2 separate regions of the Mus musculus genome follow, and region 1 is linked to region 2. The links are chromatin loops, found by intact Hi-C in ENCODE. Cell type or tissue: heart. All regions are shown on one strand. Each heading gives the region's core, and the rest is flanking DNA. Links, peaks and the distances in the headings are about the cores only. Region 1 holds the start of Gm32596 (a long non-coding RNA gene). Region 2 overlaps Mrtfb (myocardin related transcription factor B).

Region 1 (11,671 bases), core at 5,788-8,287, 170 kb before region 2:
TTTTATCGGTTGTGTTTGGTTCTGCTGAGACCTCAGAGCTACTCAGGTCAGGAGAGGTGGCTTCAGTGAGCAGGGAGCATTTGCTGCCCCAATAAGAGGACCTGAGTTCACATCCCCAGCACCCCAGTAGCAGCTGGGCATTGCTGAGTGGAGATGCGAGTCCCAGAGCTCACTCGTGAGCCAGCCTCTCTGCAGCGCTGAGTTTCAGATCCAGTGAAAGACCCTGTCTCCAAAACCTAAGAAAGCAATGGGGAAGCACCCATTGTGTCTTCCCTCGGCTTCTACATGCAAGGACATGGAATGCATACATACATCAGTTTCTTTAAACGTTTTATCTACTCTTTGGGAATTTCACATCATCCACCCCAATCCCACCCATCTCCCCCTCCTCTCATACCCACCCTCCACCCTTGCAACCTCCCCCACAACAGAGAAAAAGAAGTCTGAGAAGCTGTAGTGTGTCACAGTATGTCCCACAGCATACCCTTTTGTCCACACTTCTTTGCTTATGGTTGTGCATGTGTTGGTCTGGTTCGAGGCCTCTGACTTGTGCTGTGCTATCAAGACTGGAAGCTCACTGGGCGTCCTCTCGGATATTCTCTTGTTGCCCTGGGTCAGGAGATCCTGTAGGACCAGGTCTATCATGCACTCCAGCAGACTCATCAATGGGGTAGAGAAGGGGTGGGCTCTCCTGCTCTCACACCCCTGGGTTGGCTCACTGGAAAGTCCCATCTCCTACCTCCCACACTCCTATCCCCCACCCCACCTCTCCGACACCCCCAGGCAACCAGAGCCAGTCCTACTGCTCAGGTGAGATACAGGACCTGCAGCCAGTGAGGGACATGACCACTTATCCCATTCTCATGACCTAGGAGCCTGTTCTTCTGCCTGTCATAGAGGGCCAGGGGATGGGTGGAAGGCATCTCTCCTCATCTGGACCACCTCACAGCAGATGAGAGGCAGGGCTGGCTCTCTTGAGCTCATATGTGACTCCCAAATCCAGGGCTAACTCTACTGTGGTGTCCAGGCAAGGTGCAGGACCTGTTTTCCTGAGTGCTGCAGCAGGTGAGGGCTAACCCTCCTGGTCTCATGACCTCAGGGCCAGTTCTCCTGCTTGCCATAGGTGTTACACACACACACACACACACACACACACACACACACACACACAAAATACTTTATAAAAAATATTTAACTTCATTTTTTCTTTTCTATGAATCATGGTTTTGACTTTTGAAAACTACTTTTCCACAGCATTGCCAAACAAGCTCCCATGACTCTCAGGGATGAGGCCTGCTTCCAGCATTATATATTGAAAAGTTACACCTCATTAAAAATAAGAGTATGTGGGCTTCAAAGATGGCTCAGTAGTTCAGAGCACTGGCTGCTCTTCTAGAGGACCCAGGTTCAATTCCCCATACTAACATGTTAGCTCAGCCATCTACAGCTCCATTTCCAGGAGAAATGGCACTCTTTTCTACTCCAGACACACACATAGTACACAGACATACATGCAGGTGAATCACCCATACACATAAAATTTAACCAAAAAAAAAAATACATTTTAATAGGAGACATATGTATATACTAAAATATATACTTTCATATATATACATATAATAAGATAAATATAAGTAGGATTTATATAAAATATGTATTGTGCTATGTTTATTATATAAATACATATATAAATTTATATATAAAATAAGCATATAATAAAGTAAATAGTATAAATAAAAATATATTAAAAGTAAATCTACAAGCCAGTCCCACAACACCCAGAGGAAGCTCTGCTCCCAGGCCCTCTAACACGTCCAGGATCCTAGGATCAGAGGTGAGGAGGACACAACATCTGCCCCAACACCAGGAGAAACTGGGACCAGCGAGACCCAGGCACCCAGGAATTCTTCCCACCACCAGTAGCACAGGCTCCTTCTGGTCTGAGCCGGTGCCCTAAGCAGACCTTGGGCACAAACTCAGCCAGCCCCACAACACCCAAAGGAAGCCCCACTCCCAGGCATTCTAACACACTCAGGATCATAGGATCAGAGGTGCCCTGAGCAGACCTTCAGTGCTAACTCCGCAGCCAGTCCCATGACACCCAGAAACAGCTCCTCTCCCAGGTGCTCTAACACGCCCAGGATCACAGGATCCTAGGATCCCAGGAGCTTGATCACACCAGGATCTCAGGATCACAGAATCACAGGGTCACAGAGACAGCTGGACTCTGAGGAATTTTGACACAAACAGGATCACAGGAAGGACAGGCTCCAGTCAGATACAGTGAGGGCAGCGAGCACTAGAGATAATCAGATATCAAGAGGTAAGTGTAAGAACATAAGAAACAGAAACCAAGATTGCTTGGCATCATCAGAACCCAGTTCTCTCACCATAGCAAGTCCTGTATACACCATCACACCAGAAAAGCAAGATTCGAATCTAAAATCACTTCTCATGATGGTGATAGAAGACTTGAAGAAGGACATAAATACAGGATAACACAGGTAAACAGGTAGAAGCTCTTAAAGAGGAAACACAAAAATTCCTTAAAGAATTACAGAAAACATAATCAAACAGGCAAAGGAAATGAACAAAACCATCCAAGATCTAAAAATGGAAATAGAAACAATAAAGAAATCACAAAGGGAGACAACCCTGGAGTTAGAAGACTTAGGAAAGAGATCAGGAGTCATAGATGCAAGCATCACCAACAGAATACAAGAGAGAGAAGAGAGAATCTCAGGTACAAAAGATACCATAGAAAACATTGACACAACAGTCAAAGAAAATGCAAAAAGCTCCTAACCCAAAACTTCCAGGAAATCCAGGACACAATGAGAAAGCCAAACCTAAGGATAATAGGCATAGAAGAGAGTGAAGATTCCCAACTTAAAGGGCCAGTAAATACCTTCAACAAAATTATAGAAGAAAACTTCCCTAACCTAAAGAAAGAGATGCCCATGAACATACAAAAAGCCTACAGAACTCCAAATAGATTTTACCAGAAAAGAAATTCCTCCAGTTACATAATAATCAAAACACCAAATGCACTAAACAAAGAAAGAATATTAAAAGCAGTAAGAGAAAAAGGTCAAGTAACATATAAAGGCAGACTTATCAGAATTACACCAGACTTCTCACCAGAGACTATGAAGGCTAGAAGATCATACATCTATGGGCAGATGTCATACAGACCCTAAGAGAACACAAATGCCAGCCCAGGCTGCTATACCCAGAAAAACTCAGTTACTGTAGACAGAGAAACCAAGATATTCCATGACAAAACCAAATTTACACAATATCTTTCCTAAAATTCATCCCTTAAAAGGATAATAGATGGCAAACACCAACACGAGGAGGGAAACTACACCCTAGAGAAAACATGAAAGTAATCTTTCAACAAACCCAAAAGAAGATAGCCACACAAACATAATTCCACCTCTAACAACAAAAATAACAGGAAGCAATAATCACTATTTCTTAATATCTCTTAACACTAATCGACTCAAGTCCCTAAAAAAGACATAGACTAACAGACTGGATACGTAAATAGGACTCAACATTTTGCTGCATGCAGGAAACCCACCTCAGTGATAAAGACAGACACTACCTCAGAGTAAATGGCTGAAAACAATTTTCCAAGCAAATGGTCCCAAGAAACAAGCTGGAGTAGCCATTCTAATATCGAATACAATCAACTTTCAACCTAAAGTTATCAAAAAGGACAAGGAAGGACACTTCATACTGGTTGTCTTAGTCAGGGTTTCTATTCCTGCACAAACATCATGACCAAGAAGCAAGTTGGGGAGGAAAGGGTTTATTTTGCCTCCAGAATCTGTCAGCGAGAGAGTAGCTCTTGATTAGTCAGGGACTGGCTCCCTGTGCAGCTTTATCTCTGGGCAGAGCTGCACGCAGCGGCTGCTGAGGAGAGAGCATGGGAAGTGTGACAGGGCAAGTCTGTTTCTGATGTGTCACAGTCCAGGTCATAAGCCTCACTCAGTCCTGCAGCAAAGAGAATTCAAAGGCAGAAAAGGCCACAGGAGAGATGAAAGGGCTCCAGAGATCAGAGGAGGAAGTTACACCCACACAGGGGCATCCACGGCATCCACGCGGGGCCAGCCAACCCAGAGCAACTGAGCTGGGAAATGGCTATGCTTTCTGGCTACCCTGCAAGAGTGGGAGGTGGGACAGAAGCCATGTCCAGAATCACTGTAACAGCCCCAGCAATGGGAAATGAGGGTCACAACTGAATTGAGGCTTCAGAAATGGAAAAAAAGGGACATAAACTGAAGAAGCATCACGCGCTGGGGAGGGAAGCTTGCTCTACAAGAGATGTCCTGAGTTCAAATCCCAAGTACCCACGTAAGAAGTCAGGCAATATACAGCACAGAGGTGAAGCTCAGTGACAGGTGCCACCTCAGGCATTGAGAGCACAGGAGAAGACACCTGATGATGTCCTGCTCTGTGACCTCACATGTGCATGTGCACGCACACGCGCACACGCAGTCTGTGCAGCAAAATGCCTAGGGAAAGACTAAATCTAAGTGATGTCCAGTTTTAAGCCTGGACTCAAGAGATGATAAGAATATCTAACAAAATTAAAGCAAGTCTGGAAAGGGTCTTTTTCCCCCCAGGGGAAAGATAGCTCTAAATTAATTATTTGATTGTAAGTCAGAGACAGGAGACAGTGTATTATGGAGATGTAGTAGATGCTGGCATTAAAGCAATGCTGAGGGCCTCTGAGGAACAATAGAACTTTAGAAAATGGCTCCATCTAGAGGAGGTGGAGAAACGGAACCAGCTAGCACCTGTGATGTACCTAGTCAGCAGGGAGTGCTGGTCAGCTTACACTGCAACCAGAGAAGGTCACTGTGGGTGACAGGTGTGGAGAATCCAGGGGGGACAGCCTGGGAGGCTGTGAAGCTGGAAAGGGTGAAGGCCAGGAAGAGTCAAGTCAGCTAGCATCAGAGAGAAGGTAGTCTCGCTAGCAGGTGACCAAGATGAATGAAGGCGGAGCAGAGCTGACTAAAGGAAAGAAGATGCTGGACCACTGAGATGGTTCAGTGGGTAAGGATGCTTTCAGGTAAGTCTGATGGCCTGAATTCAGTCACCATGCCCCACATGGTAGAAGGGAAGAAGTAGCTCCTACAAGTTGTTCTCTAAACCCCACATGTACACCATGGCTTGAACTCAATGATACAAGCACGCACAGACATGCACACACACACACACGCACACGCACACGCACGCACACACACGCACGCACGCACACGCACGCGCACGCACGCGCACACACACACACCACTGAATAAATGTGTTGAGAATGGGGTTGGGAAGAGGAAAAATAAAGATGGATTTTGCTTTTCTAGCTTGTCACACCTACAGAAAACCTGTCTGGGTTGCCATCATTTATGTTCTCGTGTTTACCCCTAACCTGGGAGGGAAGTGTCAAGCCCCAGGAAATCACAGCGAGCTCCTTTCTTCTTCCTGCTGCTTTGTAACAGCATTGCTGTTTGGCTCTGTGGTCTGTGGGTGTTGGAAGATAACAAAGGATCAGCCTAGAGCCCCTTTACATACGTAACCCAGCTTCAGAGGCTTATTATTATTACTTAAAACCTCCTTCCAAAAACTTACGAAATCAAAATGTGTGCTGGTTACTGTCACCTGGAGCTGAAAGTCGACATTCAGCAGCTTGGAGAGGATTGTTATTTTGGTGGTGCTGAGAGCACTGTAACTGGGGCAGCTGGGTTGCTATGGTGACTGGGTCTCAAAACAGAGCCCTGTGCTTCGACACATCCACACAGCAGATGAATCTCAGGTTGACATGGCCGTGACACTCATCCTAGTTGAAGCATCCACAAACTCCCATCAGGACCCGTGGAAGGGAAATTTGGGATCAGGGCCCCCAAAGCACTGGTTAAGAAGTTGCAGCTTGGGCTTTTTTAAGCTGGGTCTTCTCAGTCCTCACGGTCCTGAAAACCTCTGGCTCACAGCCTAAAGCTCTCCCTTAGGGGAGGCTGATAGCTTGGGGAAGGTTCATCCCGGAAGCGAGTATGATTAATTGCTCCAGTGCTGACAGAGGCTGAAAACTTGAGACTCAGACCACATTCTTGTCACTAATAGATGAGATGAGGGTGGGGCAAATGAGTGTGGGACTGTACTGAGGATCCAGCTGCTGCTCTGTGGCTTCCTGCCTGGAGCAGCACCCAATAGGTCACTGCACACCCACGGTTATCGCAACACTATTAGCAAGAGCCAGGGTCTGCCATCAGCCCCATTAGTGTATTGTGACAAGAAGACTTGGGTCAGTTCAGAGAGATGGGTGGAACTGTAGACAGTCAAGGGGTTTTTTTTTTTGTGGGGGGGGGGGATTTTTTTTTTTTTAAAGAAGCCGGCCTGAGACAAATATTACTTTTTGTCTCATTGAGGAATCTGGACTTCTTTTTTTAAAAAAGAATTAATTAAACTATAAATATATGTGGCATGGCAGTAGATGAGGAAGAAGACCTGCGGCAGGGAAAAGGAGAGACAGACACAAGAAGGCAATTGAGAGTGACTGTGAGCAAAGGATTATGATATGTATGAAAACGACGTGATGAAACCCAGCATTTTCACTGACTAAAACAAAGCGAACAGAAATGTGCAGGTACTTTTGCGGCGAGGGTGGGCGGGAACCGACACTGCCTTTGGGGTGTGCTCCAAGCAAACCTCCGCGCCCACGCTGTCCTTCCGGGTCTCGACAGTAGGGGTCCCCGTTGAGTCGCGCGTCTTACACTACGCTGTGGTACTGGACTAAGGACGGAGACGCTTTGAATAGGGAGTATCTGCCTCTGCTGGTTCTTGCCTAAGCATGACATGGGAAAGCAGGGAAGGCGGGGTGGGGGTGGGGAAGATTCCTGACTTGCAGCATGACTCATGAACAAACGGAGAGAATAGTCGCTGCTTCTCATCGGAGCCCCAGCACGCCCCGGGACAAGCCTGAGTCAGACCAGAAGTCCGGAGTCTGGTCGGTCAGAGAGCATTTTCCCCCTTGAGGGAGAAATATATTTAGGGGAAGTGGTATGAATTTCTTAAGATTGCCGGAAACCCCACGTTAAACCCTAGGCTTCTAGAAGTCGAATCCGTCAAAACCAAGAAGCTTCCCGATTGAAGATAAAAATTGGCCACCTCCGCAAAGACACCAAGAATAGGTAAAAATAGATAGATAAATAAATAAATAAATAAATAAATAAATAAAAATTAAAAAATAAAAAGGTTTGTGACCTTAGTGGCAGCGGTTCTACGACACACGCACCCAAAACCAGCAGCCGTGCCTACCTGTGTGCACCTTACAGCATAGAAACCCGACCAGTGATTTTTGTTCCAATTGTACTGGTTTTGTTTTTGAGACAACCCAAGCTAGTGTCAAAGGCAAAATCTCCCTACAGCAGCCTCCTGAGTGCTAAGATAAAAGTGAACTGCCACACTAAACTTTAATGTTCGTTTGTTTGTTTGTTTGTTTTTAAAGAAGAAATATAGTTAGCCAAGCCTGATGACACAGACCTGCAATTCCAGCCACTAAGGAAAAATGAAAAGTAACTGGGCTGTAAAGTAAGTTTAGGGCCAACCTGGGCAACTTGGTGAGACTATCCCGAAAGGAAAGGTAAAGAGGGTTGTGAATATGTAACTTAGGAAGTGCTTTCTTGGCATGCCATGACCCAGTGGTTCAGATAGACGACAGACAGGCAGACAGACACTTTAGTGGAGGAAAAAAAAACCAGCTGTCCAACACTATATTCGTTGTGATCTCCTGGGGGCTCCTTACTTGTCCATGTCTAAGGATTTGTTACTTATATTTAGTGAAGACACATAAAAAGACCAGTGTAAAGGGACCACACCACAGAGGGCTGAGTGTCACACCTTGCCCTCCAGAGTGTCTGCCACTGCAAGCGCCACTCACTTCTACTACTCAGCGGCCTGTTCACAGGCCTGGAGGGAGTGGAAGCCAGGGGATCAGGTGAGCAAGGATTGGCAATGGCTCAGGAGAAGACGTGGGTAGAAACCTTAGGTAGCAATGGAAAACCGAGGCACCTTGAGTTGTACCCCGCCCCCTCCCCACCCCAGGCAGCCACAGGACAGAGAAGCCCATTCTTGAGCCAGTGAAAGCAAGTTGAGTCAAGTCTACAGCCTGAGTGCACTTGAGGGCTGCTGTCACCTGTGCTTGCAAAACACACGCATGAAATTACTAAACACTTGGAGGTGTGTACACCAGCAAGCTGATTAAATTAGGGGGAAATGAGCACATGTACACTTAAAATGGAAAAAAAAAGGCATCTAGTCAGGTGGAGTTAATCAAAAGTATACAGCCTCAGAGGCAGGGTGGCCCAGATTTATTTTTCATGTAAATATCTTTGATTGGAAAAATATGAGCATGTTTCTACACATGGCCTTGCTTATGAGCTTCTAAAAACTATGTAGGGCTTTTCTGACTTCTAAAACACCCTCAATAGATAGTAAAGAGACTTTTCCCTTTTTTCTAAATAGATATTTTCTTGGGGACACCTGCTCTGCTGGCTAACCTGAGACGGGGCTTTCCTGCTTTCATTTGACGGCTCACCTTACCCCAAAGGCTTGATTATTTCCTTCATCTCCCCATCTTTTCCTCCCCCTCTCCCAATTCTCATGCAGCCCCTATCTGTTCCTATGGCTGTCTTTTAACATATATGCACATTTAGAAAAAAGACTCAATTTATTTTTAATCATGCATATGTGTATCTATGTGGGGATATGTGAGTATAGGTGCCTAGGAGGCCAGAAGAGGGAGTCAGAGCCCTGAAGGTGAAGTTACAGGAGGTTGTGAGTGCCAAGATATGGATGCTGGGAACCCAAACTCCTTAGCAAGAACAGTGCATGCTTTTAACTTCAGAGACATCTTTAGCCCGATGTAAGTGGCTTGTCTTCAAATCTCTGTCACTGTTGCTCTGTGTGTGTGTGTGTGTGTGTGTGTGTGTGTGTGTGTGTGTGTGTGTGTGGTTTTGTGTATAGTTTTATGTATGTGTCTGTGTCCAGATTTTATACAAACTTTGAAAGTGTGCCCTTGACATAGGAATTAACCTCTCACACAGTGGCTAGCTACATCCTTCATCCCCCAAAACAGCCCCAAATTCGAATTACTCATTGGATTGACATGTGTCATAAAGCATTTCACATTTTTCAGATCTGTTTTTGCAAGTGTTTAGTGTGTGTGTGTGTTTACACCTGTCAGTGGATGCCAGAAGTCAACTTCAAATGTCATTGCTTAGATATTGCTCACCAATTAGGCCTCATTTTACATTTAATTCCTTGTAGGAATAAAAGAGCAAAGATGTGTGTCCTGACTGGTGGGAGAGTAAAGGAGCTGTCCAGGTCTCAGATATCCACTGGTTTCTCTTGTGGGTAGTAGAGAGGGGTTTTAAGATGGAAGGGAATTTTTGTAAAAGAAAAGAAGATTCCCAGGTGTGCTCTTGAAATGTACTCCTCAGAGTTCTGGAAATCATCGTTATGATTTTGTTGGTAGGGGGCTCCAAACTGTCTTTTCTTTTTTAATTTTATTTTTTATGTTTTATTGGTGATTTTCTTTATTTACATTTCAAATGTTTTCTCTTTTCCAGGTTTCCCCTTCAGAAACCCCCTAACCCATCCTCCATCCCCCTGCCTCTATGAGGGTGCTCCCTTGTCCACCCACTCCTATCTTCCTGCTCTGGCATTCCCCTACAATGGAGCATCGCACACCCTCCCAATGATGTCCAACAAGGCCATCCTCTGCCACATATGTGGCCGGAGCCATGGGTCCCTCCATGTGTACTCTTTGGTTGGTGGTCCAGTTCCCGAGACCTCAAGGGAGTCTGGCCAGTTGACAGTGTTGCTCCCTCCGTGGGGCTGTAAACCCCCTCAGCTCCTTCAGTCCCTTCTCCAACTCTTCCATCAGGGACCCCCAGCTCAGTCCAATGGTTGGCTGCAAGCATCTGCCTCTGTATTTGTCAGGCTCTGGCAGAGCCTCTCAGAAGACAGCCATATCAGGCTACTGTCAGCACGCACTTCCCAGCATCCAAATACCATCCAGGTTTGGTGACTGTAGATGGGATGAATTCCCAGGTGGGATAGTCTCTGGATGGCTTTTCTTCACTTTCTCTCCATATTTCCTCCTGTGAGTATTTTGTTTCCCCTTCTAAGAAGCACTGAAGCATCCACACTTTGGTCTTCCTTCTTCTTAGGCTTCATATAGTCTGTGAATTGAGTCTTGGGTATTCTGAACTTTTGGGCTAATATTCACTTATCAGTGAGTGCATGCCATGTGTGTTTTTTTGTGACTGGGTTACCTCACTCAGGATGATACTTTCAAGTTCCATCCATTTGCCTGGGAATTTCCTGAAGTCATTGTTTTTAATAGCTGAGTAGTATTCTATTGTGTAAATGTACCACATTTTCTGTATCCATTCCTCTGTTGTGGGACATCTGGGTTGTTTCCAGCTTCTGGCTATTATAAATAAGGCTGCTATGAACATAGTGGAACATATGTCCTTAGTACATGTTGGAGCATCTTCTGGGTATATGCCCAGGAGTGGTATAGCTGGGTCCTCAGGTAGTCCTATGCCCAATTTTCTGAGGAACCGCCAGACTGATCTCTAGAGTGGTTGTACCAGCTTGCAATCCCACCAGCAATGAGTGGCCGATTATATGGTCAATTTTGGAGAAGGTACCATGAGATGCTGAGAAGAAGGTATATTCTTTTGTTTTAGGGTGAAATGTTCTATAGATATCTGTTAAATCCATTTGGTCCATACCTTCTCTTAGTTTTGCTGTGTATCTGTTTATTTTCTGTTTCCGTGATCTGTCCAGTGGTGAAAGTGCAGTGTTGAAGTCTCCCACTCAAAGCACTAGTAAAGTTTCTTTTATGAATGTGGGTATCCTTGCATTTGGAGCTTAGATGTTCAAAATTGAGAGTTCATCTTAGTAGATTTTTCCTTTGACCAGTATGAAGTGTCCTTCCTTGTCCTTTTTGATAACTTTAGGTTGAAAGTTGATTGTATTCAGTATTAGAATGGCTACTCCAGCTTGTTTCTTGGGACCATTTGCTTGGAAAATTGTTTTTTAGCCATTTACTCTGAGGTAGTGTCTGTCTTTGTCACTGAGGTGTGTTTCCTGTATGCAGCAAAATGCTGGGTCCTGTTTACATATCCAGTACGTTAGTCTATGCCTTTTCATTGGGGAATTGAGTCCATTGATGATAAGAGATAAGAAGCAATACTGATTGTTGCTTCCTGTTATTTTTTTATGTTATTTTTATGTTTGTGTAGCTATCTTCTTTTAGGTTCGTTGAAATAAAATTACTTCCTTGCTTTTTCTAGGGTGTAATTTTCCATCTATTATCCTTTTTAGGGCTGGATTTGAGGAAAGATATTGTGTAAATTTGGTTTTGTCAGGGAATATCTTGGTTTCTCCGTCTATGGTAATTTAGATTTTGCTGAGTATAGTAGCCTGGGCTGGCATTTGTGTTCTCTTAGGGTCTGTATAACATCTGTCCAGGATCTTCTAGCCTTCATAGTCTCTGGTGAGAAGTCTTGTGTAATTCTGATAGATCTGCCTTTACATGTTACTTGACCTTTTTCTCTTACTGCTTTTAATATTCTTTCTGTGTTTAGTGCATTTGGTG
Region 2 (11,671 bases), core at 4,494-6,993:
ATTTTGTAAAGATTTATGTAGCTTATAATTTTCTCGATTTGGGAGTGTGTAGGAGTTTAAGGTTGAGTACAGTGTCAAGGCATACGTTGAAAAAAAGATCTTTCAGTATTAAGAACAGGTAATACTGCCTTGAAAATATTTTTGAATCTTTGTTTAAAAGACCCTCCAGCTCATCACCATTGATGTCCAGAGTCTATGCATATCACCATTATAAGGGCGTTATGGTACTTGTAGCTTCAAAATAATTTTGGCATGAATAGATTTTATTTTGTAGGAATAATTAATTCAAAATGAAAATTCAGTGTTGAAAAATCTATGAGTTATATTTTAATTTTTCATAGTGAAATAAGTAATTTTGCCTATAAATTCATCTACCTAATGGAGCCTTTTGAATTCACCATTACTTGGGAGCAGTATGTAGTCCTCAGCCTCTCCTCGGCTTCCTTCCATTCATTACCTCTGAGAGAATCATGTCTTTGTTTCTTAAAGTGTGTTAGTTGTGAGCATATATATTTTTATATTTGCTCTTAAAAAGAAGCAAACATTATCAACATTTCTTTCAATTAGAGCAGTGTAACATAATCATTGGAAGATTAATTACTGTCTTATCGCTTACTATCTTATCACTTGTTAGTGTCTGTCTTATCTCTTCCTCATTACCCTCCCTTTCTTTTGGGAGTTAATTGGGTAATTATTAGAATATTATTTAAATTCCCCCATCCGTGTCTCAACTAAGATTGTCTGTATTGTTGTGAACAGTTATTTAGGAATTACTGTCTTCTACCTTAACTTTCGAGTCTTTTCAAAACATTTATTTACAATCTATAGAAATGTAGAAATGCTGCTTGCATTAGCTCCTTTCATCCATTATGTTAAAATTGTCATATGGATTTCACCTGCAAAGACCATGCCAAGGTGTCAGCTTTTGCATTGAATTTAATACTAAAGAATTAAGAAAAGCTACTTTCAGTTCTTCCCGTGGGCATTAGCATTGTGGTGCATCTCACTCCTAAGATGCTCCATCTGCTGCATGAGTCTTCTCTGCAGTCTGACGCACTGCCATCTTTATTGAAGGATGTTTTCAATGACAGTGGGATTGTGGTTGGCAGCTGCAGAGACTCTAGTTTTTGATGATTTCTTCTTAAGACCCTTTTTAGGTAAAATTCAACTTCACCTTCCATATTTTGGGCAGCTCAGCACACATCAGTGTAGTTGTTCTTGCCATAGCATATTCTACAGTCTTTCCTGAACATGTAGTGCTTAGGGATCTCTGAACTGAATAGAAAGCCAAGGGACACATTTGTACTCTGCAGGCTAGCTGACTTTCAACAAAGGTGCAAAGACAATTTAGTAGAGAAGGTGATCTTTTCCACAAGTAATGCTGTAGCCACCAGCCATTCTTAAGCCACCAGTGTTGATTCAGATCTTACTGCGTATACAAAACTTTGTATCTTAGACTTAAATTTTTTTGTATCTAGAAGGAAACACAGGAGTTGACCTTTGTGGCCATGGGCTAAATTACACCGTGGTAACAAGCAATTCCAAGTCCAAGTCTGGTTGACGTAAAATACACCTTTTTTTCCTTAACTGCTTTTTCTTTGCTCTGTCTTAGTTCATTCTGAGGCCCAGGCTGGTGAAGGAGTCTGTGAAGTACTGCTGGTTGCTATGAGTGCTGATTTAATTTAAGAGTTCCCCAAAATATAGGCACTGGGGTGGATCTTCAAGCCAGCACACGCCTTCATTTTTACTAGTGTTTGTTGACTTCTCATCTAGCATGTGTTGAAATCTTTAAATGACAGTGATAGCTATAGTTTTTATGAATCCTTGATACAATAATATATGCAAAGTGCCTTTTAGGTTATATTTACTTTTTAGATAGGAGCCATCTCCCTGGAGTTGTTGAAAGAGCCTGAGATGCAGAGAGGAGGAGCCGGCAATGGGTGCACAGATAGAACTGAACTCGAATGCCTGGCTTAACACTTTTGTGTCAACTGGAGAAAACTTAAGATACTATTTCATTTTTAAATAGTTTGTCACTTTCTTCAACAGGCTGCGTAAAAGAGGTGTCTCAGTGGCTGGAACACAATGGATCACACAGGAGCCATAGACACAGAGGAAGAGCTGGGGCCTCTAGCCCATCTTGCACCAAGTCCTCAAAGTGAGTCTGTGGCTCACGAATTCCAGGAACTGTCTCTACAGTCCAGCCAGCACTTACCCACTCTGAACGAACGGAAAAATGGTGAGTCCAGCTGCATGTGGGACTCTGATTTAGATGGTCTCCCTTTTAGTGGGTGTAGATAACTCCAGTTTATAACTCTGTATGAGTTACACTTGGCAAGCCCCATAAGCGATGTTCTCTGAGAAGGGGCAGGATTTCACTTCCCGTGAATTTCTTTGACCATGTCACCAGCACCTGTCTTTATTCATAGTACTACATTTAGAAGTCAGCCTTAGATTAGCCTATCTTGGACTGGGAAGATCTCTTGCTGGAAAGGCACTGTGAAGTTGCTGATACCAGAGAAGTGGGTGTTGGCCATGACTGCCTTCTTCCCTTTACCATCGCTAGTGAGTTGGACCTTAATTTCAGAGTGGTAAGAGTTAGCCCACTCAGTGAAAGCAAGGCCTTCTTGGGTGATTTTTATACTAATGGGCACAAGCTGAGCTAGATTCTTTTTGAATTTAGTTCTTTTTTGTATACAGAGTGGATATTTTCTAACCAGTCCTTTTTAGTGTGGTAGATTCTCATTGATGACAGAGGCATCCCAGAGTCCCCAAAACATGAAACTAATGAGTAAAGACAGACTAGATACACTTAGTTCTAATACAGTGTTGTACACTTCAAACGTAAACACAGTGTGCTATTCAAAGAGTACACTGACCATACTCAAGGAGAGCCCAGCCCAGAACTTGATGGGTCTGCCTTGTTGTCAGAGGCCTCATGCCTTTACCTTTACAAATAAAATGATTTTCCTACAGAATGTTTTCCATTCGCCCTGTTAGGTGTCCTAGAGTCTGGGCTCTCCTTGCCAAGAGCAGAGTGCTTCAGGACAGGGATTTGCATGAACTTCCTGTGCCTTAAGAGTCATGTACCTTTGTGTCCTGTTAAGTTCTGCCCTTGACCATCTTAGCTTAAGCAACACACACAGACTCAGTTCTGTAAGATTGCTTTTAGGCATTCTGTCTCCAAGAGCCTGGCTTTACTGTGAACAATGGCTGAGACAAACATAGTAACTCAGAAATGAGTAAATACAATCAAGCTGCAGTGCACTCCTGGACCAATTTCCTGTCCCAAGGACTTGAGTAGTGTTTGGTATAAAATCAGAAGGTCAGACTTCTCACAAACTGGCAGGGTGTAGCAGAGGAGGGATGCACACAGAGTGGATAGACCTGGGACATGTGGTCCATGTGGAGACCATGTTCTCTCACCGATGCTCATTTACATACCCAGGTGTAAGATGGATACATGGATAGAACAAGCTCCTCTGAGACAATCATTTTGTTATTTTGGTGCTAAGGACTGAACCCAAGCACTCTACCACTGAAGTCATCTCCTTCCTGCACATGTCATTAGGGAGGTCGATGAAAGGTAGAGGGTTTAACTTACTAAGATAGCTATACTTTATGAAATAACGCAATCATTTGTAGAAATATCGCTGTTCCTACTGTCCTCCTTACTAAAGCCACAGTGTTCATCAGCTGGCATTCTCTCATGCACTCACTTCCAGGGTTCATCTTTGTTTCTGTCACTCTGAAATCCAGCAGCTTTTAAGTTACCCATGTGATCTGACACTGAAGTTTTCATGCTAGACCTTAAGCTCCACTCATGCAACAGTTGGGCTGTTTTCTCCAACCGTAGTCTCATGTCCGTGGCCTTTGAGACGTAATGATTTATGTTTGATTCATCACCGTTTGTAGTTGTACATAGATGTGGACTTTTGTTTTAGAGTAAAGCCACTGTGTGTTCTTTTTTCAAGCCACGTGCATATTGTTTAGCAGTTCTGACTGCACGGGAAGCATATGCTGCCTTCCAGTCTGTCTATGCCTGCCTGTTTGTTTCCCAGATCAGCCACTCTTACTAGTGTCCTTTGTGAGAGAAAAATGTTTGACTATTTTAAAGAATAGTTTTGAAACACTTTTTGTAGTAACAGTATTGTACTTTATAGCTTGGAAATAAGGAATGCATTGATTTTTTTCTTCCATTATCATTATAGTGATTCTATAAATATACATTTATTTTTGAATGAAGTTGGCTTTTTAGCCAATGTGTTTTCCCCAAGAGTAATTTCTGCTCAGGGTTAAGCCATGAAAGAGCATCTCACCGTGAAGTACATCTAAGGATTCAAGTAGGAAGTAACTCCCTTGTCTTTCCTAAAATGACTGCAGAAAAACTGTAACATCCACCTGCTTTACACACACATCCAAGATGTGAAAGTGATTCTTGTGTACAAGCGACCAGAAATCCAGGTAAAAACCCTAAAAGGGAGATTCTGGTCAGGGAAGAAGAACCTGAGTCAGCAGAAGTGAGTTAGAGCGATGTGCTAACTGTGGGTAATGACATATTGGCATTCCTGGACAGTTGTGAGAGTCGAATCTGTGTCCTCATCCCAAACACAGTGTGATTCAAGGCTTTACTTAGCCACCCCATAGAGTGTGCATGTGTCAGTTACACATAGATACTATGACTACCATTTTGTCCAATTAAAACAAATTAAAATGTTAAATAAAAGAAAACCATGTTTTGAACAGAACATTATATATATGAAAGATAGGTGATAGACCTGACTTGCTTGCTTTCTTTGATGTTTTAATGTATGTTGCTTATACTTTTAGGTCTTCCTAATCTTATGTTTAAGTTATATCAAAATGTCGGTATTAGTCTCAAAACCACTTACAAAGTATTGTGTAACAAAAAATTGTGTGATTCACGTGTCCCTGCTTGTGTACTTTGTAGTTATGCCTGTGCATTTGAACTTTCCTCACTGTTGCTGCATTCTCTTCTGTTGGATATATTGTAGGTGTTTAAGTGATTAGTGATTAGTGTGTAGGCGGATCGCATCATTGTAGCCTATGTTGCTAAAATGACACCCAGTAACATCTCAATCAGGCATTCAGGCAGTCAGTTTTTCCACATGGGCCCTATAAAGGATATAACATGCAGTGTTTCTTTATAAAAACAGCCTACCCACAGGGCACTGAGCTTCATTCTGGCATAGTACACAGGAGTTAGCTCCATCTTATTTACATATAGATGCTGGCCTTTAGTATGCGATGAGAAAAGCTCAGGTGGAAGACATATAGGTAGATGCCACATTTCCAAACGAGCTGCAGCCAGATCTTTCCTGTGTCCACACTCAAGGAGAGCTCTACTCTGGCGGACACTGTTGTGAGGTTGTTTGCAGGAAAGGAAAGCAGGACAGATGCAGAGCTATCAGGCATTGCCAGCATTCCTGCAGAGAAGCTACTGTAGCTGCTATGATAAAGAGCTGCTTGGTGCCTCAGAGCATCTTGGGTATTTCAATGAGTGAGACTCATCTCACTTCACACAGCCTCAGGCTCACTATCGATAATATCTATCTAGTAGTAGCAAAATTAGTGCCTGCCACCTGCCTATCCTGAAAGGCTTTTGATTGTGGCCTCCCACCTCTGTCTGACTCCCCTAATCTCATCCAAAACATTTACTGTGAAATGGCATTTGTAGGGTCCTAGTAAGGACACATTTCTTCTCAAACATTCAGATCATTGATTACCATAGTTAGGGACTTGAGCTTATAGCCTCATCTGAATTTTTTTCTGAGATTTTTTTCCCCCTTACATTATATTTATTCAGTGAGCAACTTAGACCCTTTCTTGCCTTGTTGTTAATGACCTTTCCAAGAGAGGAAGTGACCTACTCAAGAGTTGGTTGCACACAAGGAAACAAGAGAGTCCTTAGCTTGGGACTCAGCATAGGGCTTTATCTAGCCACACACAGTTAGGGAACTTTCCAGACCGTGGCCCTGAGCCAAGGGCAGACACCTTAGTGAATAACAGCTTCTGTTCACAGCTGCTCTGTTCTTTGCATTTTCTGAGAACATTTCCCCACCCCTCATTAGCCTGTTAGTTCAGGTGTTTGGAAATGTACAAACATAATAAACACTGTTCTTGGGCAGACTCTGCTCCTTGGCCTGCGTATGAGCTGGCACAGCGGAGTGGAGAGGTGAGCAGATGGCCAGTGTTGCCTCTGGAGCCGCAACACTCTGGAAGTTCACAGACAATGAACTGACAGCAGTGGATCATTCTCTGTGAAACTCCCCTTGCTCGCTTTCCTCCTGGCGTTTGGTCCACATGCTTACTATGACTCTTCAGGGCATCACTAAACACTGTGGCAAGGTTTGACGGTATTTCTATATTTATATATTCCATATCTAAATTTTTAATCTTTGCAGTCACTTTTTAAGACTTAGACTAAACACAAATATAAAGTTCAAAGACAAATTCTAGATTGACACCTGCAAATGAAATTCTTCACTGGTTGTGGCAGAAGATGGTGTTTGTGAACAGTTTATCTCCTGACTCCTTCAGAATGAAAATGAGGCCTTATAAGCCCCTAGTGCTGAGGTACTCCTTTTCATAATGGCTTTATAGTCTCCTATTGAATAACTTGTTTTGTTTCACAATGCCTATAATTACCTATAACCTGTCTGCCTTCTTCTGCTCTGGGTTTCTTATTTAGACAGTTGTTGTTAGTAAGGATCTAGTTTGTTTCACTATGTTGTGAATACACCCTCCAGCATATGCTGGTGGGAGGGGAGCAGGAGGGCACCTTTTCCACACCTCTGAGTTGGGTGTGAATCTGATCTGGTGCAGCAGGTAGACTGCCACAATGCTCAAAATACTCATATGTATGTGCTTTATGGCTTGCTGGTACCCAGTTTCAAAGGTACATCCTTAGGGCCGTAGACACCCCCACCCCCGTAAGAAGAGGCATTTGTTTGGAGTTTTAAACGGTGTCTTGAAAAGAAATGCCCTTGGAGCATCAGCAATTATTATATGTACTGAAAAGGTGACTTAGAGACTAGAGTAATTAGCAATTTAGTTTAAGCTGACATTGAAATTATACCATCATAACTTACACAAATGCCTAACCCGAATACTTTAAAAGGCTTTTTTTCTAGGTACTAGATTCAAAATGAATGGGTTTTGTGTTTTTTTTTTTATATAAATGAGATGATTTTCTTAAAACTAGAATCTACTATATGTCTTATTAGACATTGGACTGGTGAATAATGAACTAATTTGTAAAGTAGGAGTTGCAATCCCTCAGAGAGCATCAAGAAAAAGAAAAGAGATGTTAGAAACTATACTCTGCCCTACCTATGAAGAGGTATTGGGAAACATGAATGTTTTGTTCAGTATCATTCATCTTATACTTTAAGATCAGTAAAGCAGTACTGTTGTAACAGAAAGCAACAAGATGAGCAAGGATAACAATGGACTGGATCTTTCTCCTTCCTTCCTTCCTTTCTCTCTCTCTCTCTCTCTCTCTCTCTCTCTCTCTCTCTCTCTCTCTCTCTTTCTTTCTTTCAGTGTGTAGTTAATGATCACATAGACTAGGAAGCAGTAGTAGTACCCAGTGTTTCTAACTCCTTTAACCATGCTGTTGGCTCTTCTGCCTCACTGCTGCCCTCACTGTTATTAACAGGAAGTATAGTCTTTGGGGAGTCAGGACTGCAGCTTCCTCTGCCGGCTCAGTCTGTGAGCACAGGTAAGTCTGAGAAGCAGTCTGTCACAGCACACCCATCCCAGTGTCTTGTCTGCAGCTTCAGCCATTGTTCCCTCTGGCTGCCTTTTTCATCACATCACATGCTCCTCTACGTCATTGTCACTGCTGTTCTGTGTCCTTCATTAGGCAGCACAGCTGTCAATATGCTCCCACATCAGCCCCTGACGACTTTTCCATAGATCCAGAGTAGTCACATGTCATGCTATTAAACATATATATGAGCTCTCTGTTGTCAAGTGCTCCTCATTGTCAAAAGGAAAGAGAAATCGACTTGATGAGTGTTATTCTTAATATGATGGGTCTACCTTAGAATATACAATATTCTCTTCCTGTGGTTCTCAGAGGTTGGCAGATATGTGTTAATGTGCTGATGTCAAGTTTAAAAGGCACTATTTCACCTCTTTTTAAAAGCCCAAATGATCAGTGTCTTTTCTTGTCATGTATGTTCCTGTTTTCATTGAGAAAGTGCTAATATTTGTATTTACTATCTTAAGATGTTGTTCTGTGATCCTTGTGTTTAATAGGACATAATAAGAAAAGCAAGAAGCCTCATTTGCCACTAGTCTTGGGTTCCTGCAGGCTGCATTTAGAACCTGCCAGGTGTTTGGATGGTTGACAAGCTGCAGACTGGGAAGTTGATAGCAACAAAATTAGAACACTACCTGGAATAGACGCCTCCTCCTGACAGGGCAACTGTGCTGCTTGCTGACTGTGCAGCTTGCCCAGCCTCTCATGGAATACTGCACTTAAAAACAGTCAGTCCACATCTCTCATGGTGTTGAAAATTGGCACTTCGAGGATAGAAATAAAGATACTTTTCTTTTTACATTTATTTATTTATGTGTATGAGTGTGTACACACATGCTTATGCCATGTAAAGGCACCATGGTTCTTTCCCTCCCCTGTCTTTACCATATGGGTTCTGAGGATTGAGCTTAGACCATCAATTAGCAGCAGGTGCCTGGACTAGCTGAGCCATCTCACTGGCCATTGAAAGATCTATTTAAAAAGTATTATTAGCAAACAGTATTGAGATGACCGTTGTGTGCCTTACCCTAAAATAATTCTTAGATTTCCAGCCTCTAATGCAAGGCCCGCAATTGAGAACACAGCGTTTCTGTGAAATTGTTGGACGTGTAGGTCTCTGAAAGCAGTTCCCCTGACCATATACAAACAAGCAGTGTAGAGCGGGTTCTGGCTGGACACACAGGGTACGTTGTAATAAGCACTCAGTATTTCATGCTTGAGGAGCAGCACACAGAGTGACTGAGAACAGCAGCTCTGACACCAGCCAGGGCCAGCCCCTAGGGGGACCTTTACTATCTGCATCTTCCTCCCTCCGCTTGCTTCCCTCCTGCAGACTGGGGTCCACATCTACTTCCTGCCCTGTAGATCAATTTGACAGGAGCGTAAGTTACTCTATAGGGTTTAGAACAGCGCAGAATAAGTGTGGATACTTAAAGAATCTGTTATATTTGTCCATGACAAAGGCATATCATTTTTATAGGTTTCTCCCAATGATGTTTTATAACTTGATGGGCTTGTTTTGTTTTTTAGTAGTCCCAGTAATTTTTGCTTCCATTTCCACAGTGACTTCTTTTTAAAGAAACTAAAATGGCACCCAGCTTCTTCCTGCCACTCATACACCTTCACAACACTGACAGGCAGCTTATGGTCCCTGAGAGGGCAAAAGCAGTGGGCACAAAGTTCCCAGGAAGCTATCTCTCATGGGTCCCACCAGTTCCCACAGCCCTAGCATTCCCTGTGCATCACTCAGTGTCTACAAGGAAGGACTTTCAGATTGTAAACCATGTGAAAATACAAACAGGCCAACATTCGGGCTCTCTAGGGACCCTGCCATCCAGAACAGACTCCAAGCTGACATTTTCACAGGCTACTTGCAGGAGCCCCAGTAGGGCAGGTCCAGGCATCAAGCTCCTGAACAGACCCCTCCATCACCCAGGGCTGGAGTGCATCTGCTCTCCCTCCCGGGTTCTTATTGAGGAGATTACATCACTAGGTGTGGCTACTAAGATCCCGAAGGCCTGTGGTGTGGATGATGACTGCCGGGCAGAAGACATGCGGTATTTTAAAGTAATAAAATGTTTAGGGAGGTTTCTTCTTCTAGGTCATCATCTAAACTCTTTTTTACTTCAATTACAGGAAATCTCTGGCATAATCACATCTCTATTGTTTTTGTTATGACTTGATTTAGTTTTTTCTATTTAACAAAGAAATTAGATTAGGTTCAGAAATGACTCACTAAAAAATAAACATGGCTATTAAGGACGTGTTTATGCTGCTGTGACTTGTTTCCCATTGATTTTGACATGCGCAAAAGTAGACATACATGCAGTGACTTAGAATGTTCTTCTGAGACATCGTTCAGTGATTTGTCTGAAGCTCTAAGTTCAGGGAATGGGGCTGTAATGGGCTTTATTTGATCCCTTTCAATACTTTATTGTGTACTAATATACTTTCCTTGTTTAGCATTTTATATGTATGTTCTATATAAAATAACTTTATACATACATGTAAAACTAAAAATAAATGTGAAGGGCAGAACCCGCGTGATTTGGAGGCTGGATTACTTCAGAAATAGGTAATTAGGATTGATCTGACCTATAGTTGGAGTGAAATGCTAAAAGTCCTGGGGTTTTCCTGCCGGAAGCCCAAGTGGCATGTCTAAAATTCCAGAGGCGGGGCAGGATTCCACACTGGAAATTAAGGGTGGGAGATGTTCTTAGAGGTTTCTTTATGTGTCCTCCTGTTTCTTTTCAATGAGTTAACCCTTAGATGAATCTACAGGTTTCAGCTATTAAGAGTCCTACACAACTGGAAATTTCCGTATCCATTTCTGTTGTAGGACTGTAATATGTTTTGAGCAATGTTTTAAGGGATATGAACAAGTAGATGTGTTCTCAACTAAACCCCTTCAGGTTGGCAGTATGAATAAAATATATCTTATCATATTCTGTTGGGGACCCAGGATAGTTTAGATGTCCCTAGTTTTAAAGGAAAAAAGAAAAAGGAAGGAAACTAAATTGAAGTAACAAAATTGGTTATAACAAGTAGTAACCGAATTGTGTGGCTCTTGGTCAATGTGTAAGATATAAATGCTGAAAAGGATGCATAGATGAGTGCTTTTCTCAAGCCAGGATTATACTGGTGTGTAACTAGATATGATCCTGATACCACCTCCACCTTCAGGTCTCTAACCCCTTAACCATGTGTGAATGTGTTAGCCTCCATTGTTTTTAAAAGAACTGGAATGCGATGATGAGCTAGAGAGCGCTGCTTGTGTAACTGTGTGCTTGAGTCTTTGTAGCAGTCAGAGTCTTCCCACAGAAGCACAGGACAGAGGGTTAGTGTTAGTTATTTGCCTGTTGCCTTGATAAAATACCATGACCAGAAGCAAGTCTTAGGGCTTATGATTCTAGAGGGAGAGTCCATCCATGATGTCAAGGAGAGCCTTGGCAACAGTTGCTCTAGCAGACTAAGAAAGCACATTCATCCATGAACATGGAGGGTAAAGAACACACTGTAAGTGGAGTGAGGCCCAAGCCCAGTGACATACTTTCTCTAGAAAGGCCACACTCTGTAACCCACCCAAGTAGCACCTAGTGTTCAAATGTGTGAGCCGAAGGGGACATTTCTCATTCAAATTATCACACTAACACCTTCAGAGTATAGATTGGATGTACATTCAAATGTCATAATTCTGAGGATTTAAAAGATAAGGAATTTGGCATTATACTAATGAAATCAAGTTCAGATTCAAATATGGACAGTTAAATAATTTGGGAATTTTAACTCAAGGCCAGGTAAGGTTTTAGAAAGTATTTTGGTTTTTATTTTCTTCACTAACACTTTCTTGTAGAAATGTATGTACTGTATAAGCAACTAATT

The links. Hi-C counts contacts between places; a loop is a spot of excess contacts. Peaks named below come from ENCODE experiments on the same cell type or tissue, not always from the same donor. Only the 100,000 strongest peaks of a DNase experiment are listed, where the experiment ranks them.
Region 1: it touches region 2 in a loop (1.8-fold over the local background); 3 of 42 quality-filtered maps call a loop at or near these places.

Annotation. Positions count from the first base shown.
Region 1 is chr16:13,153,572-13,165,242 of GRCm38, forward strand. It overlaps Gm32596 (a long non-coding RNA gene), which reads right to left and starts at 5,724. Exons shown (of 3, transcript XR_384684.2): 1 at 5,635-5,724; 2 at 5,435-5,526; 3 at 494-624. In heart, for the core only: CTCF peaks have their summits at 6,746 and 6,949; DNase peaks (open chromatin) are centred at 6,110 and 6,830; H3K4me3 peaks cover 1,173 bases; H3K27ac peaks cover 941 bases.
Region 2 is chr16:13,324,333-13,336,003 of GRCm38, forward strand. Mrtfb (myocardin related transcription factor B) reads left to right here. Exons shown (of 17, transcript NM_001122667.2): 3 at 2,050-2,239. The coding sequence starts at 2,086. Among named protein-coding and RNA genes, the nearest start is that of Mrtfb, 74 kb to the left of the region's middle. In heart, for the core only: no CTCF peak of the experiment used is centred there; a DNase peak (open chromatin) is centred at 5,989; H3K27ac peaks cover 690 bases.